3 separate regions of the Mus musculus genome follow, and all the other regions are linked to region 1. The links are chromatin loops, found by intact Hi-C in ENCODE. Cell type or tissue: left cerebral cortex. All regions are shown on one strand. Each heading gives the region's core, and the rest is flanking DNA. Links, peaks and the distances in the headings are about the cores only.

Region 1 (5,268 bases), core at 860-4,859:
TGACCAAGTTCTCTCTTTGATGTTCAGGAAGTGTGGCTCCTGAATATCTTAATGGCCAGCTATCCAAGGCTAGGAACCAACCATTGCCACTTATGTTGAATGATCCTCCCAGAATTAGGAGGGCCTCTCAATCAAATCACACACGCTCTGTTGGCTAAGGAAGACATGCCTATGAAAGAGGCATTCACTCTGTCCACTGCATAAGAGGACAAACAGGTGGAGGTGGGATTGGACCCCATACTTCTGTTTAACCCGTATCATCATCAGAGCACCAAGTTTTAGTTATGGTGACACTTCTGTAGTGGTTGGTCACTAGCCACTACCAAAGAGTCCTGTGTTCCTGTTACCAGGCTCCTCCCTCGAGTCACTAGGACTCCATGACAGTCCAACAAAGGAGGTTACCAGAAGCGTGTACCCACACTAGGCCAGTTTTCTTTCTGATTGGCTGCATTCCTGTGCTGTTGGCTGGTTAATTTGAAGATCATCTGGTCCTTCAGGCTCACCAGTCTCACAGATAGCTTTCAGCTAGCCGCTTCAAAGGTCTCAAAAAGCACACTGAGACTTTTTCAAAGGTTACTTCCGACCCAGAGTCCTATCAGTCGATCACTTTCCTTGATGAACTCAGTCAGGGAGTTCCAGCTTGGAGATCCATGCTTTACCTTCTCCCTGATGCTTTCGGAAAAGAAGGCCGCCTGGCCTGCATCACTGTCGTTCATGGCCAGGAGCTACGCTAAGAGCTAGGTGCAACAGATGTGGGGTAAGTTAGCACACTAGGAAGAGGCAGGGCTACGATGGAAATGTAGGTGGAATGAACACACACACACACACACACACACACACACACACACACACACACACACACACACACACACACGTCAATCCCTCTGGAGCATAGTCTCACATGGGGAGAACTTTGTTGTTGTTGCTGTTGTTTCTATGTGATTCTCACTACTGTGATTATTCAGGAGATGTGTGTATGAGAGAGAAAAAGGATAAAAGAATAGATGAGAGAGGAAGAGAGGGGAAGGAGGGAGAGGAGAGCTACCAGGCAAGAGAGAAGGAGAGAGAGAGAGAGAGAGAGAGAGAGAGAGAGAGAGAGAGGCAGTCCTGCCAGTGCATACATTTCCTTCTGACCATCTGCATTGGTTTTTATTATGTCAAATATTTAATTTATTTTTGATCATGTATCCGGGTATGGGTATGTGCACATGTATGCAGGTGTCTAAAGATCCCAGAAGAGGGAGTCAGTCTCCCAGAGCTGGAGTCACAGGCAAGGTGACCCACCTGGTGTGGGTGTTGAGAAATGAAAGAGCAGCAAGTGCTTATGCTGAGGTATCTGCAGTCCGTGACTCCTTCCTCCACCTGTATGGGGTCGGCAACGCTGTGTTTTAGGGCTGGGATTCATTTCAGTCAGAATCTACACTATTGAGTGCAACTGCATCTGGTGCTTGGCTGAGGCGTCTAGATCACATGTTGAGAAAAAAGTGTAAGAATCAGAAAGAAAAAGTTGCTGGATGCAGGCAGGGGTGGACTCTGCCAGCTTCTCTGCGCAGATTAGATGTCTCTATCCTTCCTTCAAACACCCTCCTTCCCTCTCTCTTTCCCTTCCCTCCCCTCCCCCTCTCCCTTCTCTCCCTCCCTCTCGCCCTGTTCCCGCCCTTCCTCTCTCTCCCTCCCTCCCTTTTCTTTCTTCCTTCTCATACCCTTTTCCACTCCCTCCTTCTTCCACACCCCTCCCATCACTCCTCCCTCTGTCCCTTCTCTTTCTTTCATCTTCTCAGTGCCTTTCCTGACTCTTTGTCCCTCTTTCCCTGAGGTGGAGAAGGGAAAAGGGAGGAAGTCTCTTGTCTCACTCACTCATTCCCTCCCTCCCATTTTTCTCATGATTAGTTATCCCAAATACATGACCACCCCTGTCACCAAGAAGACCACCCCTTCCTTTCCACACCTTTCCTTTCCCTTTCGTCTTCTTCTCCCCGACTCTTCTTTCTCTCTGCCCCACTACCATCACTACATAAAAATGGACTGAAGACCTACTGAAATAAACAAGAGAGATAACACCAAAAGTCTAGAACATTCCCTAGCTCCCAAGGTTGGTGGGCTTGGATAGAACATGAACGTTCTGGTGGGATCCAATGGTTTCCCTGCCTCTCCTTTGGAATGCTTCTCTTAGGAGCAGGTAGTTTTACATTTTGAAACAAAGTTGAAATGATCCCATGTGTGGTCTCTTTAAGGGTTTTTTTCCTGGCTGGACTAAGGCTGTGCCCTGGCTGTGCTCAGCGCAGCGCATTTCCTGAGGGTGGGAGTCTGTGTGCTGTGTAGATATGGGGTGGAATGCACACTAAGCATCTGTCGTCAATTCTGATAAGTTGGTTACCCTGGCTTGTGGGCCTCCACACTCCCCTTTTCTAAATTGACCTAAACACCGATCTGCTCTCTGCCGGACACCTTCTTTATTAAAAAATCCCTTGGCCAGAGGATACCGAGAGAATGGAAAGTCCCTCCTCGCTTTTGAAATAAAAATTTAATTTACCACCAAGACTTGGTTAAGTCTTGGTGAATGTAGCTCTAATCCAATCCAGAAATGCTCGAAAGAGAAGCTAATTTGAATTTTGATTTTGGCCAGATAACGGAATTAGAGAGAGAAAAAGTATATATTCCTGTTACCATCGAGTTTCTCAAACACTGTTTATGCTGCTGTGTGAAGAACTGAACTGTGGGGCCAGAGACTTGAGGGCAGAGAGTCTGAGTTTCAGCGTTTTCTTCTAAGTGTCCTTTCTTCACCGGGGAACCCGTGTTTCCTCTACCCTCTGTCATGGCCAGGCCTTGCACCCACCTTCGGACAAACAGCAAAGCATCCGGAGATTCTTCAGCCTGCAAGGTGAAAGGCTGCTGGGATGGCAGACATTGCCATTGCGCCACCTGCTGGAAGATGGAAGAAACAAACTTAAGGTTAGGCAATAATTGCGCAATCGTGATTACCTTTTAATCATTCTCGTTTTATATTATTAGAAAAGTTGCACAGGTTTGTTTAAGACGATATATAACGTTAATGTAAGCGAAAAAAGCATAAAGTCACCAATAATCCTTCCAACCAGAGATGACCATGTGTTCATGTCTCACAAATAAAATGTTCCAAGGTTTGCTTTTTAAAATTTAATGACTTAAATATTTTTCAAGTTATTAGCTATGATATGTAGATGACTTTTTAAAGCGATGCTGAGACCTCTTTACCGTAATTGTAGGGTCTCTAACTACCTGTTAGCCAGGGCTCTGCTGTATGTGGCAACTGCATGAAGCATCTCCTTCCAGCCTCACTCTCTCCAAGCAGAAACCGGAGATCCCCCTGGGAGCTCCAGTCGCTCGCTCTTCCTAATGGACTCTGTCAGTCCTGCAGGGGAAGACAGAACAATCTACACTGTGTGGAGAGAAGCACAAGGAAGAAGAGAGAGCAAGCTAGTGCACCTCGTGTGTTGACACTATTTAAAAAAAAAAGTGAGCAGTCACAGCCACCTGCTTCCCAACTCAGCTGGGTTGTGGCTGTCTATGAAGAAAGCAATTTCTCCAACTGCTCAACACATCGGAGGGTCGGTGGTGTAAGTTTGTGTTGCCACGGACCGCCGGAGCTCAGTAGGTGCCCCGGTGGGCCAGCTTGGGTACCCGAGTGGCATCCTTACCTTTCAAATGTTCTCTCCCTGCAACAGATGATTGACCGGTAGCCACACTACTCCGAATGCTGGTATTTCCTGAGGACTCGCCAGCTGCAATAAAGAAGAAAGAATAGAAAGCTGTATGAACAGAGGTGTTGGAGGGAGCTGTGCACTGCAGACCACACATTGTTTAAAGTGGGCAAACCCTGTTTTGTGGAGTATATTCTGATTTTGGTGGATCTTTTTCCAATGAAGTTCTTACTCAAACATCATTTTCTACGTTGATGACATTTGAAAATGTTAAAAATAAGACGGTTTTAAATTTTTTTATTTATTTTTAAAAGTTTGAAAAAATTAGGTGTATGCCACATGAGTGTGGGTGCTTCTGAAGGCTCACTTAAAAAGGTTGTCGGATGCCCGAGAGCTGTAGTAACAGGTGGTTGTAAACTGTCTGATATGGGTGCTAGCAACTGAACTCTGGTCCTCTGGAGGAGCAGCAAGTCTGAACCATGTCTCCAGCTCCCAGGGTTGGTTACTCTTCCATGTTAGGTATTGGATTCCCACATCAGAATGCCATGGAGGCTCCTCATTAGACACAGTTGTTATTAAACAGATCCAGCCTGCTCGGAGGAACCACCCCTGAGAGATTGGTTCTCTTGGGAGGCGCTAACAGATTCAACCTTTCTACAGGGCTTAAAGCATAACACATGGTTTCCTTTTTCAATCTAATATTTTAAGCCTGGTTTTAATTGAGTGTAAACGTGTGTGCCTCGCTGCCCATGTCTGTGAGCACACTCAGCAGTGGTTCTCAAGTGTAAGTGTGGTTGTAATCGTCTGCAGGGCTTGGTACATGTGGTTTCTAATAAGTCAGCTTTTGGTGAGACCTATGGATTTGCACGTCTACCACGTTCCTGGGATGCTGACACTGCGGTCTGGAGACTTCAGGAGCTGCTGGGCTACAGAATGGAAACAGAGATTAACATCTGCATCTTAGTTTATTTTAGCTGAATCCCACGGTCATTGCATGAGGTAGGTAAGAGCTATCATGGATTTATTGGCTATTTTGACACAAGAACTGAGGCTCGGGGAGAGGAAATGACTTACCAGATTCATGGTTACAACTTGCAGGAAATAAAAACAAACCTCAAACCTGGCGCCAGGGCCTTTTGCAAGACAGTGTGCTTTTTGGGTAAAAGTGAAATTCAATAGTAAGGAAGAGAGAAATAGGGTGTGTGTCGGAGAATGGGAGGCAGTTCAAGGCAAGACGGGGTGGGGGTGGGCCAGAAGAATGAGAGAAAAATCTAAAACAAAAATGCCAAAAAGGGAATAGTTCAGGAAGACTGCTGTGGGCGTGGCCTTGGTCAAACCCGAATTCGCTCCATTTCTGCTGCTCCACAGTTCTTAAACTAAAGAGTACTTTAAAATATCTCTAATTCACACTCAGAACACAGATTGCAATGCTTAACTTGAAAGGTCATTGCTATTAATTAGTGAGAGAGTGTGTTAGCTGCTATGGTTTGAGTAGGAAGCGTCCGTACCGGAGGCTCCCAGGGGTAACAGGAAGTGACTAGATCTGAGAGCACTGACCTCATCAGGTGATTGACAACGTGACTCGTGC
Region 2 (5,268 bases), core at 576-4,575, 93 kb before region 1:
TGCTGGATTCCCAGGAGGAAAAACCCCACTCCATGGGACTTTCAGACATTCAGGGTGATGATGAGGAGGGTCAGGGTCAGACTGCAGACTAGGATGTGGAGAGAAGAAGAGTGAAAATGTGGAGCATCAGAGAGCAAACATGAGGGAGCCACTCGCTAACACCCGAGGGCGGGAATTGTCCCTAGCTCTGGGACAGGACAAACAGCAAGAGCTCACTGCCTCTCTCCTTTTCTCAAAGCAGAACCATTCGACTGCTAGAAGTTCTAGGCTATTCAGACCAATAGGGCAGTATCATAGCTTAAAAATGCACTGCGGTTCCGTCAATGATGACGCTAAGCATCTGCTGCTGGCTTCTGGACTTCTTGTGCGCTTGCCTGCATACACTCATTCCTAAAGACAATGGGATTAGGGGCGATACTGCTTTATTCTGTGCTCTTTTAACTAAACCTTATAAAATGAACATTTTCTGTATTGATATATGTAGGTCTGCTTTAGGCTGCTGGTTACTCACAACTAGTTAACACAAGCCAGACTTACTCAATCTACTGTTGAGTGTTTCTGGCGTGTCAGGAGTTAATGCTGAGGTGAATGTCTACAGAGTTGAGTCTCTAAACACTTCTGTAATTATTTACTTGGGTGTAAATAAATAGAGTCCTAGGAATGTAGATACCTTGAAGACGTGGCTAATATGCTGGTATCCCCAACAGTTTAGAAGGCAGGGTCTCTGGGTGGACAGATCAGGTCCCTGGAGCAGCCATGTTGTGTCCAGTGGGTTTCTAACTGCTTCATCCCCTAGAGCTTTGATCTGTTGTGGCAGTGGGGTCTGCAGACTTGTATCATGTGGTTAAAAAAAAAAAAATCAGGAAGTAATGAGATGAGGGAGGAGAGATATGGTCAGCATGTGACCCCCCCCCCCCAAGCGCGTGACACAATAGTACTAGCCCTTCAGTGAAATGGTGTGAGGGAACCGTATTCACATCAGAACCAACCAGGCAGAGTGTAATGGAGAGATACAGAGACTGAAGGTACTCAGTGAGATATGGCTGCTGCTTTAGAAACCTCGTCATTACAGGGGTGGAAACCCCGACTTGCTTCCTGCTGGACTGAGTCCTAAGGATTCTGTACCCACCCAGCTTCCAGGAAGATCGTCAGAGCATCTGTCTGGCCCACGCTGGCACAGATCCCTACGGAGCTGGCTTCACCAGATCTTAAAGCTTCCCACCTTTCATGGAGCTCTGACGTAAGAAGCCCTTTCTGAAGACCTCTGTACCTTTCACTAGACTGTCATTAGATGTGGTGACAGTCCTCCTACTCGGTGGCCTTTCTCTAAATGACTGTATATCAGTTGCTCTCACAGTTTAGCACAAGGAAGGAAACATGTCTATCCGGTTAAGCACGTTATTTAAGACAATGAGATAAAGATAAATATATATTAAAGGGCACTTAGCATTTTCCCTTTGTGTGCTAGGAAGCTCAGAATTAGATTCGTTTTGTGAATATGGTAATTACCTTACCCTTTTCCTGTTTTTTCTTTCTCCGTATATTTGACTCTGACATGTTTGAATAGCATGAGCTGCCTGAGATACGTACTTTTAGGGAATTGGCTGGATGTGTCCTGTGATTGAATCTTAAATGAAGCAATCCCATCTTGCCTGAAAAGCAGAAAACGTACTTTCCCATGCTTTCCCACGCAGCCCCAAAGCCTCTCTCCGGTCCCTTCGGTCCGGCTTCTGGCTGCGGCACCTAGCCTGCCTTTCTGTCAGTCCACCCTGGCCAGCTTGCTCAGAAAGCAGCGTTCTCTCCGAGTTCCTCTGCCTCTGTTCTCTGGCCCTTTTGGCTTGAGATGTTTTCTATCGTTTCTATATTTCAAAGCTTTGTGGTAAATAATCAATTCAAACCAGCACCGAGTCTCTCTTTCTGTAATTCTAAAAACCCATTAAATTATATTGTTGGGAGGAAACAATAGCTGTGCTAATCACGCTCTGTGCATGCGAATCTTAATTTCCCCAGAGGCCTGAATATGAATTTTTACTAACATGTTAATTTTGTGTGTTAATCAGTAGCTGTAGGCCGAATGAATGGATTGACTATGTAAAACTGTTTGATATTGAAACAACTCCTTTTGACCCCCTCAAATTGGCTTCATTCCCCTAAAGACGGTTAAAGTTAATTAAGCACTCAATAGGTTTATGGTGTTTAAATTAAAATATATTACTCCTCATTGTGTAGTCATCAAGTGAGAAAGACATCCTCCTCCTGGCTGCCTGGCTGGCTAATGGGCTTATCAAAATTCATGATGTAATAAGAAGGCCGACAAGTGCATATGAGAGTCTGGCTGTCACTCAAGGAAAAACACTGACCATCTTTTCCCACTAGAGGGCAGAAGAAAGCCACAAATGGCCACACTGGCGCTGTAGTCTGAGGAATTGGAGGAGGATAGCCCCTCAAAGGCATTTGTAAACAAAATATTTTGTTACCATCCCCGCCCCCACCCAGTGCATAGCCCTGTCCCAGTTTGCCCAGTTCCTCCTCTTCCCTGTCACATGGTCTACCTCCTCGGATGCCCTTGTGACTGTAAATTAACAGGAAAGGGTTGGAGAGATGGCTTCAGGGTTAAGAGCACTTGCTGTTCTTGCAGTGGGCCCAGGTTCAGTTCCCAGTACCCACACCAGGTCACCAAGTGACTCACAGTTCCAGGCTGTTTGATGCTATCTTCTGGCCTCCAAGAGCACCTGTTAAACACACACACACACACACACACACACACACACACACACACACACGTTTTTGGTTTTGTTTTTTAACTATCAGCAGGATAAGGCAGAAATTAGGCCTACTGACTCACAGGAGAGCTATCACTGCTTCCTATGTGAGGATAATTTGTCAGTGAACTTTTTGTTGTGGTGAGCAGCTAGAAGCCCTATGCTCCCAAGATAACGGCTGGTCAGGTCTAGCACAGAGAAAACATGTAAAATGACATTTAGCTCTTCTGTCCAGAAAGACACATGGAAGCTGTCACTGAGCCTCTCTGGGGCTGAGGTCTAGCCAGTGGAGTTAGCTTTTCCATAGCAGAGAGGCAGTGTTTCATGCAGAGCCGAAACTGATGGCTGAGATGACAGTGGGAACAAAAACAGCCACTGTGCATAGGACCCAGGCGAGCTCTCCAAACCACCAGCCCCTCCTCTGTCCAGCAGATTAGATGGTTGCCCGTGGTTATTTTTAGATATAAGACTGTTAATAAGGATTATTAGAGGCTTCAAAGAATTCTGGTTAATGAATCTTTGACTTGCTTTTCTTAGGTTTGTTTAAAAACAATCATACTTTTATCCAGTCTTAAGTTTGTGTCTCTTTCTCTTTCCCTGTGTGTGTGTGTGTGTGGGGGGGGGGTGTCCTTTAAGGGATCAGCAGTCATGAGTGTCAGACAATGGGAGGGCAAGGTGACAGAACAATTAAATAAACTCAATACAAGCAGAGCTTGGAGGACACCAAGTTATAAGACTCCATGTTTGAAGTTAGCACCATGCCCAACATCAGAGGAAGCCAATCACATACACAAGCACTGAAGGTCCCTGCCATCACCCATCTCAACTACAAGAGAGGTTCTGAGTTTCAAAACATTCCAGTTGGAAAAAAAGACGGCCCATGACCAAGACAAAGCAGCCAGGAAAGAGAACTGCAAAGCCTCCAGTTGGTTGCTGTCTGGCTTGGAAGGCTTCCATCTGAACTCTAATGGGGTTTTGTCCTGTTTGTGTCGGTGAGGTCAACCACCCAGTGAAAGCCACTATTGAGCCTTGGGCTCTGCTCTTCAGAGGCTAGACTCAAGGCCAAGGTCTGTGTGAGGGAAAAGTCCCCAACCCAAAGCTGTAAAGGGGTCTGGCATGTACCCACACTCTGGGTGACCCAGAAGAGTCTTCAAGGCATGATGGAGCAGAGGGAGGAACGGGAGAGTAAGAGGCAGAAGGCAGAAGGCAGTATCGCCGCAGGAGGGGAAGGTGGCCATCCTGACCTCTAGGACCTAGCCTCCAGGGACCTGCCTGGGGGGGCTGAGAGAGAGACTTGGGGATCAGAACCCCCCCTCTCTAGATCCTTCCTCAGCAGGCACTCAGGAACCTACCTGCCCTGGACAGTTTTCATCTGGGGATTGGAAATACCAGATCTTGAAGAAACTGAGTCACAAAACCTTAGCAAACCAGCCAGGCATTGCTCTGCAAATCTCAGAACCCAACCAGGCAAGGGCCACTGGGGAATGGCTGACTGTGGGCGTGGGGATCCTGAACAATTGTTACCACCTGTGCTTAGGGTCAGCCTCCCAGCTTTCTCTCTAGACTGACTCCCACGGGCTCCTTTGACCACAAACCCATGGACAGAGCCATCTCATTCACTGGGTTAACATGACACCCCCGCCCCCAGATCATCCTCTCTTTCTTAAAGTTAACCAGTAACTGGCCTTTGTGCTGCCCTGCTTCTGTAAGAGGAATTTCCCCAGCAGTTCTCTCCGGAAGCACTTCTGATGTGTGTTTCCTTTCTCCCAGTCTATAGAAAACCTTTCATGTCCCTTTGTGTCCCCTCACTTCCCACTGCCACGGGGAATGTGCCTCGCTTTTTTCTCTGTACCGCTGATAGGGCTTTAGACGTTCCTCTCTAGACACTTCTCTGACAGTCAAATGGCCCAGGAGATTTAGGGCTCCTCTAACAAGCTGTGCTTTCTGGTGACTCTCTGGGGGAGGAGTGGCAGCCAGAGAGTGGGAATAATTACATCTGAAGTTTGTTAGTTATTCATTTGTGCAGTTTTCTCCCTTTGTGTGGCGTTCTCCATGCTCGCCCCCCCCCCAATCCACCCCCCCATAAGCTCACAGAAGGACCAGTAAACGGCAGAAAGCCTACGGAACCAATTGGCTGGAAAAGAAAAGACAATTGGAATCTCAGCACGTCAAGGCGTCACGGCACCCACTTAAGCTAAACAGATTTACAAAGTTCCGCAGAAAAATAACTGTGCGATTTACTAGAGGATTTTCTACACAAAGTTTGTTATTGATTTTCATTATATTTTATACACTACATGCTCCCTTCAAGACTTAGCCTAACCTGATCACAACCTTTTCACCCATATGGGTCAGAGGTGCCATTAGGTCAAATTCAAGGCTGTAGGGCTTCAGGGCCTGCAGTCTGTAGCTTAGGCAAGCTCTGATATAGCACCCTTCTGGTGCCATCTCTCCTAATTTGTGTGCTTAATTGACAGCTTGTTAACAGTTCATTAGGAACACTGAA
Region 3 (5,268 bases), core at 576-4,575, 170 kb before region 1:
CTGTCTGACCAAGGAGACTGGAATGCTGACGTTCTGGAAAATATCACGTAAGGAAAACCAAAACAAACATGATGACTAGGGACCATGGAGACCGCTCAGTGGATAAACTGTGTTCTGTGCAAGCCTGAGGATGTGAGTTCAGATTCCCCAGCCTGGAATCCCAGAACTGGGAAATGGAGATAGGGGGATGCCTTAGGGATTAGGGCTAGCCAGTCTAGTCAACTCGGAGAGTCTCAGGCTCAACAGGAGAGAGAGCTTGTCTCAGAAAAATAAGATGGAGAGTGATTGAAAAAAGCCAAAGACATCTGATGCCAGCCTCACACACCACACACACACACACACACACACACACACACACACACACACACACACACAGAGAGAGAGAGAGAGAGAGAGAGAGAGAGGCAGAGACAGAGACAGAGACAGAGAGACAGAGAGACAGAGAGACAGAGAGAGGTAGACAGACAGAGACAGACAGAGAGACACACAGAAAGGCAGAGAGACCCACTTACAAGCAAACAAACAAACCAAAACGGGAAACCAGTAAGATTGAAGTAAGATTATTAATCTGGACCGTCTGTTACTTGAGAATATACGACTGTTCCCTTATTCCAAGCTTGCTGTATCTGTTTTCTTTTAAACACACTGGCTTGCCTCAGGTCAGGCTGCCTCTCTCCTTCTGTCCACTGCTTGGGGGAGAAGGTCCAGAGTGAAGTGAGACTTTCTGTCATGTGCACCGTCATGTACCTTCCCAGGGGTGGCAAAAGCCAAATTCCCTGTCCACTCTTCTTCCCCGCACCCCAAGAAAATGCTGTGAGAGGCATTTAGAGATGTGGAGAGAGGAGCGTGGTGTGCACGCAGTGGGCCGCTGAAGAGAGTGGGTCTCTTGCATGGCCACCCCTAGGAAGATGAAGAACAGATCTGTGGGTGGTCCTGGACACCCCTGGAGCTGGGGTTTTCTGTTGTCACAAATGGCCAGGCTCTATACCAGCCCTCCTCTAGAAACTCTCTTATGACAAGTGCTGTTGCCATGAACAGATACTTAATTACATTCTCTTCTGATTGCCTTTCAGTGAAGTCGGTGGTTGGGGCTGCCTTGAGTCCACTTTGGAACAAGGCTGTCATCGCCACTGAGCAGAGGAGTTTGCAGTCTTAGAGAAGTAAGAAAAATCCGTTGGTCTTATCATGACCTGAAAAGGCAGAGTCGTGACTCAGTGTGGGCTGTATTTTGTTTATATTTTGAAGCTTAGCTTTCTGGGCCTTGCACTTACCTGTGGGGTCATGGGGTGGACTGTCTGCAGTTGTAGAAAGAAGGTTGGGCTGCAGGTAGAGCACTTAGAACCATAGAAGAAGGTCTGGTTTAGGCAATGGTTTCCCTACCAAGACACTTCAGCCACAAGCAGGGCTAGTGAGTGTTACACTTGCTGGCTTTATGGCTCACATTTTGTGTATGAGACCTGGGTTGGGATTCAGACCCTTCCACCTCCATTCATGGAAGGGGTCTGGCTTCGTTTACAACAGGAAGCTTCCCTGCCTAATTTCCTGGGTTGGGGGAAGACAGTACCTAGTCTGGTAAATGCTGTGGAAATGCTGGCTGCATCTCTTCTCCCACACTTGCACCCCTTTTCCTCCCATGCATCACAGAAGGCCCTCCTTGTCACCTTTGTCATCTACCCTCCTTGAGACCCCTGTGTTTTAAGAAAACGCTTTCAGCAAGTGCCCTGATTCTTTACTGTTTGTTTGGGGGGGGGGTCTTCAGGCTCCAGACTCCTCTTTGGAAAAGGCTCTCCCCAGGCTGTGTTGACATCTCTCTGGGGCCAGAGTTACTTTATCAATTCTTTATTACCAGCTATTTTTTATTTATGATGCCTATGGGTTCATTAAAAATGACACTTCCTATAGGGGATACCAGCAAAGCTTTTAGCCAGTTTTTTAAAAAATCAGGTTGTTAGAGCAGATATGAATATTTTAATACTGAGAAAGAGCAGAGCCTTCATAGAACTTAATTTGTTATGGAATCTAAGTGACAGGCTTAACAGGATGCCAAGTAATTCAGTGGGATAAGTCCTGATAGTGGAGTAAGGAATACAATTAAATAGACAGGGAGCTTTCTAGAAAGGCCACAGGGGGATTCTCTTGGCTCTAGGACCCACTCTGTCCTTGTAAGATCTAGCATAGCCACAGGCGGTATCCAGACCCAGTTAAGTTCCCAGGAAGCCAGAAGAGTGTGTTTGCAGAGTCTATTTTTTTATACGTCAATGAGATTCTTTTCCCCAGCTGCTGGTCTTATTAAATTATGTACAAAACCAAGAGTAAGTAAGCCCACTGCTGCCCATCACCAGAGTGTTTGTGCCTTCAGTCTTGATTGCAATTGTAGGATTTCTCAATGTAGTTTAAACAATGTCCACTTGGGGGCACTTTATGATTGAAGTTGAACTCTCTCTCTCTCTCTCTCTCTCTCTCTCTCTCTCTCTCCCTCTCCCCCCTCTCCCTCTCCCTCTCCCTCTTCCTCTTCCCCCTTTCTCTCTCTCCCTCTCTCCCTCCCTCCCTCCCTCCCCTGCTCCCTCTCCCTTTCTCCCTCTGTCCTTCTACCTCTCCTTATGTCTGTCTCTGTCTGTCTGTCTCTCTCCCTCTCTCTGTGTGTCTCTGTCTCTTGCCCCCTCTCTGTCTCTGTGTCTGTCTTTCTCTCCCTTTCCGTATGTGTGTGTGTGTGTGTGTGTGTGTGTGTGTCTGTCTGTCTGTCTCTTCTGAAGTTATTCTTGCTTTTAAAAAAGCATCTCTCCTCCCAAAGGGAATAGTTTGCAGGTGAAAACACGTAAGAGCAGTACTGACTTTCTGCTCTTTCTTGCATGAGTGTTTAGCATACAGATGCAGACTTCAATACATAGTTAAATAAATGTACACCCAAAACACCAGAAAAAAAGAGAAAACCTACCTTGAAGTTTTATTAATATGACAAATGGGAAGAGCAAAAAAATAAAAAAAATGATACAATCAGATGTCTGAGTGGGGAATTGGAGGACTGTGTTTTCCAGGATGCCCAGCATGTAACTCTCCATCTCTGAAATATGTGGGCAGAGAGGTCTAATCAAGGACAGTCCCGTGCTGCCTGGGCATAAGTCCAGGATCCAGATGGTCTTTGGAGTCCACCTACACTTGGACATTTTGACATCATAGGAAGGTAGTTTGCGTTCCTAATTAGAACATTTGATAGAGAACACTGTTACACTATGGATGCATTATTAACTTATTCTACTGTGGAATAAAAGGAAACCAGTTATGATCCTATTTATGCAAGAGCACCTGTCTATGCCCACCTATCCTCAGAGAAGGAGAGAGCACCTGTCTGTGCACACCTGCCCTCAGAGAGGGAGAGAGCACCTGTCTGTGTACACTTGCCCTCAGAGAAGGAGAGAGCACCTGTCTGTGCACACCTGCCCTCAGAGAGGGAGAGAGCACCTGTCTGTGCACACCTGCCCTCAGAGAGGGAGAGAGCACCTGTCTGTGTATACCTGCCCTCAGAGAGGGAGAGAGCACCTGTCTGTGCACACCTGCCCTCAGAGAGGGAGAGAGCACCTGTCTGTGCACACCTGCCCTCAGAGAGGGAGAGAGCACCTGTCTGTGCACACCTGCCCTCAGAGAGGGAGAGAGCACCTGTCTGTGCACACCTGCTCTCAGAGAAGGAGAGAGCACCTGTCTGTGCACACCTGCCCTCAGAGAGGGAGAGAGCACCTGTCTGTGTATACCTGCCCTCAGAGAAGGAGAGAGCACCTGTCTGTGCACACCTGCCCTCAGAGAGGGAGAGAGCACCTGTCTGTGCACACCTGCCCTCAGAGAGGGAGAGAGCACCTGTCTGTGCACACCTGCCCTCAGAGAGGGAGAGAGCACCTGTCTGTGCACACCTGCCCTCAGAGAGGGAGAGAACACCTGTCTGTGCACACCTGCCCTCAGAGAGGGAGAGAGCACCTGTCTGTGCACACCTGCCCTCAGAGAAGGAGAGAGCACCTGTCTGTGCACACCTGCCCTCAGAGAAGGAGAGAGCACCTGTCTGTGCACACCTGCCCTCAGAGAGGGAGAGAGCACCTGTCTGTGCACACCTGCCCTCAGAGAAAGAGAGAGCACCTGTCTGTGCACACCTGCCTTCAGAGAAGGAGAGAGCACCTGTCTGTGCACACTTGCCCTCAGAGAAGGAGAGAGCACCTGTCTGTGCACACCTGCCCTCAGAGAGGGAGAGAGCACCTGTCTGTGTACACCTGCCCTCAGAGAAGGAGAGAGCACCTGTCTGTGCACACCTGCCCTCAGAGAGGGAGAGAGCACCTGTCTGTGCACACCTGCCCTCAGAGAGGGAGAGAGCACCTGTCTGTGCACACCTGCCCTCAGAGAGGGAGAGAGCACCTGTCTGTGCACACCTGCCCTCAGAGAGGGAGAGAGCACCTGTCTGTGCACACCTGCCCTCAGAGAGGGAGAGAGCACCTGTCTGTGCACACCTGCCCACAGAGAGGGAGAGAACACCTGTCTGTGTATACCTGCCCTCAGAGAAGGAGAGAGCACCTGTCTGTGCATACCTGCCCTCAGAGAGTGATTCACAGAGGAAGATGGCCTGGCTGTTTCTACAACTCAACCTCATTCTGTTTTCTCCTGTGTTTTTGAGCTCTCATTGGCAGGATTTTCCTGATTCCCTCTTCACATCTTTATATCACTCTGGCTTTGTCATCTCATCAAACCTTGTTCTCCTTTTTTTTCTGCTTCCCAGCAAAGGAAGGGAAGAACCCTAGCTGTTGGATGTGCTTCCTTTCGCACCATGCTCTCCACCCTGAATGCTCAGTTCTGCCTCTCTCATCTCTAACTGGATGGCTGGCCTGTCTCTACACAGCATCACACTAGCTCTTGCTATCTGCTCCAGGAGGGTGAATCTCAAGAATTCCCTCCAGTGGGAGCCAACTCCTTGCCAAAGCCCTAGGTTACCTAGGTTGTACTGTCTGTCTAGTGGAGGAGAGATATCAGTCCCTCCAGAACACTGTCATTTTCACCAGGGAGACAATGTTTCCAAAAGAACACACACACACACACATCCCACTGCCGCTGCTGCCACTGCCACCACCCCTACCACCACTACCACCACAGCTCTCTTTTCCATTTTCCCATTGTTTTCTGGCCTTTGTGCTTTGTTTTCCAACCTTTTTCTTTTAGCTATGATTTCTTTCATTTAATAAAGAATTCAATTATATACCCAGCTCAATTGCACCTGGATTCAAAGAGTTGTGTGTG

Evidence for each region. Hi-C counts contacts between places; a loop is a spot of excess contacts. Peaks named below come from ENCODE experiments on the same cell type or tissue, not always from the same donor. Only the 100,000 strongest peaks of a DNase experiment are listed, where the experiment ranks them.
Region 2: it touches region 1 in a loop (10-fold over the local background); 30 of 42 quality-filtered maps call a loop at or near these places.
Region 3: it touches region 1 in a loop (8-fold over the local background); 12 of 42 quality-filtered maps call a loop at or near these places.

Annotation. Positions count from the first base shown.
Region 1 is chr2:105,425,339-105,430,606 of GRCm38, forward strand. Gm39900 (a long non-coding RNA gene) reads left to right here and starts at 4,030. Exons shown (of 3, transcript XR_866615.1): 1 at 4,030-4,679. In left cerebral cortex, for the core only: a CTCF peak has its summit at 2,929 (motif pointing left); a DNase peak (open chromatin) is centred at 2,902.
Region 2 is chr2:105,332,142-105,337,409 of GRCm38, forward strand. All of the region lies in intron 3 of Them7 (thioesterase superfamily member 7), which reads left to right. Among named protein-coding and RNA genes, the nearest start is that of Rcn1, 65 kb to the right of the region's middle. In left cerebral cortex, for the core only: a CTCF peak has its summit at 2,380 (motif pointing right); DNase peaks (open chromatin) are centred at 1,702 and 2,363.
Region 3 is chr2:105,254,469-105,259,736 of GRCm38, forward strand. All of the region lies in intron 1 of Them7 (thioesterase superfamily member 7), which reads left to right. Among named protein-coding and RNA genes, the nearest start is that of Them7, 33 kb to the left of the region's middle. In left cerebral cortex, for the core only: a CTCF peak has its summit at 2,384 (motif pointing right); a DNase peak (open chromatin) is centred at 2,377.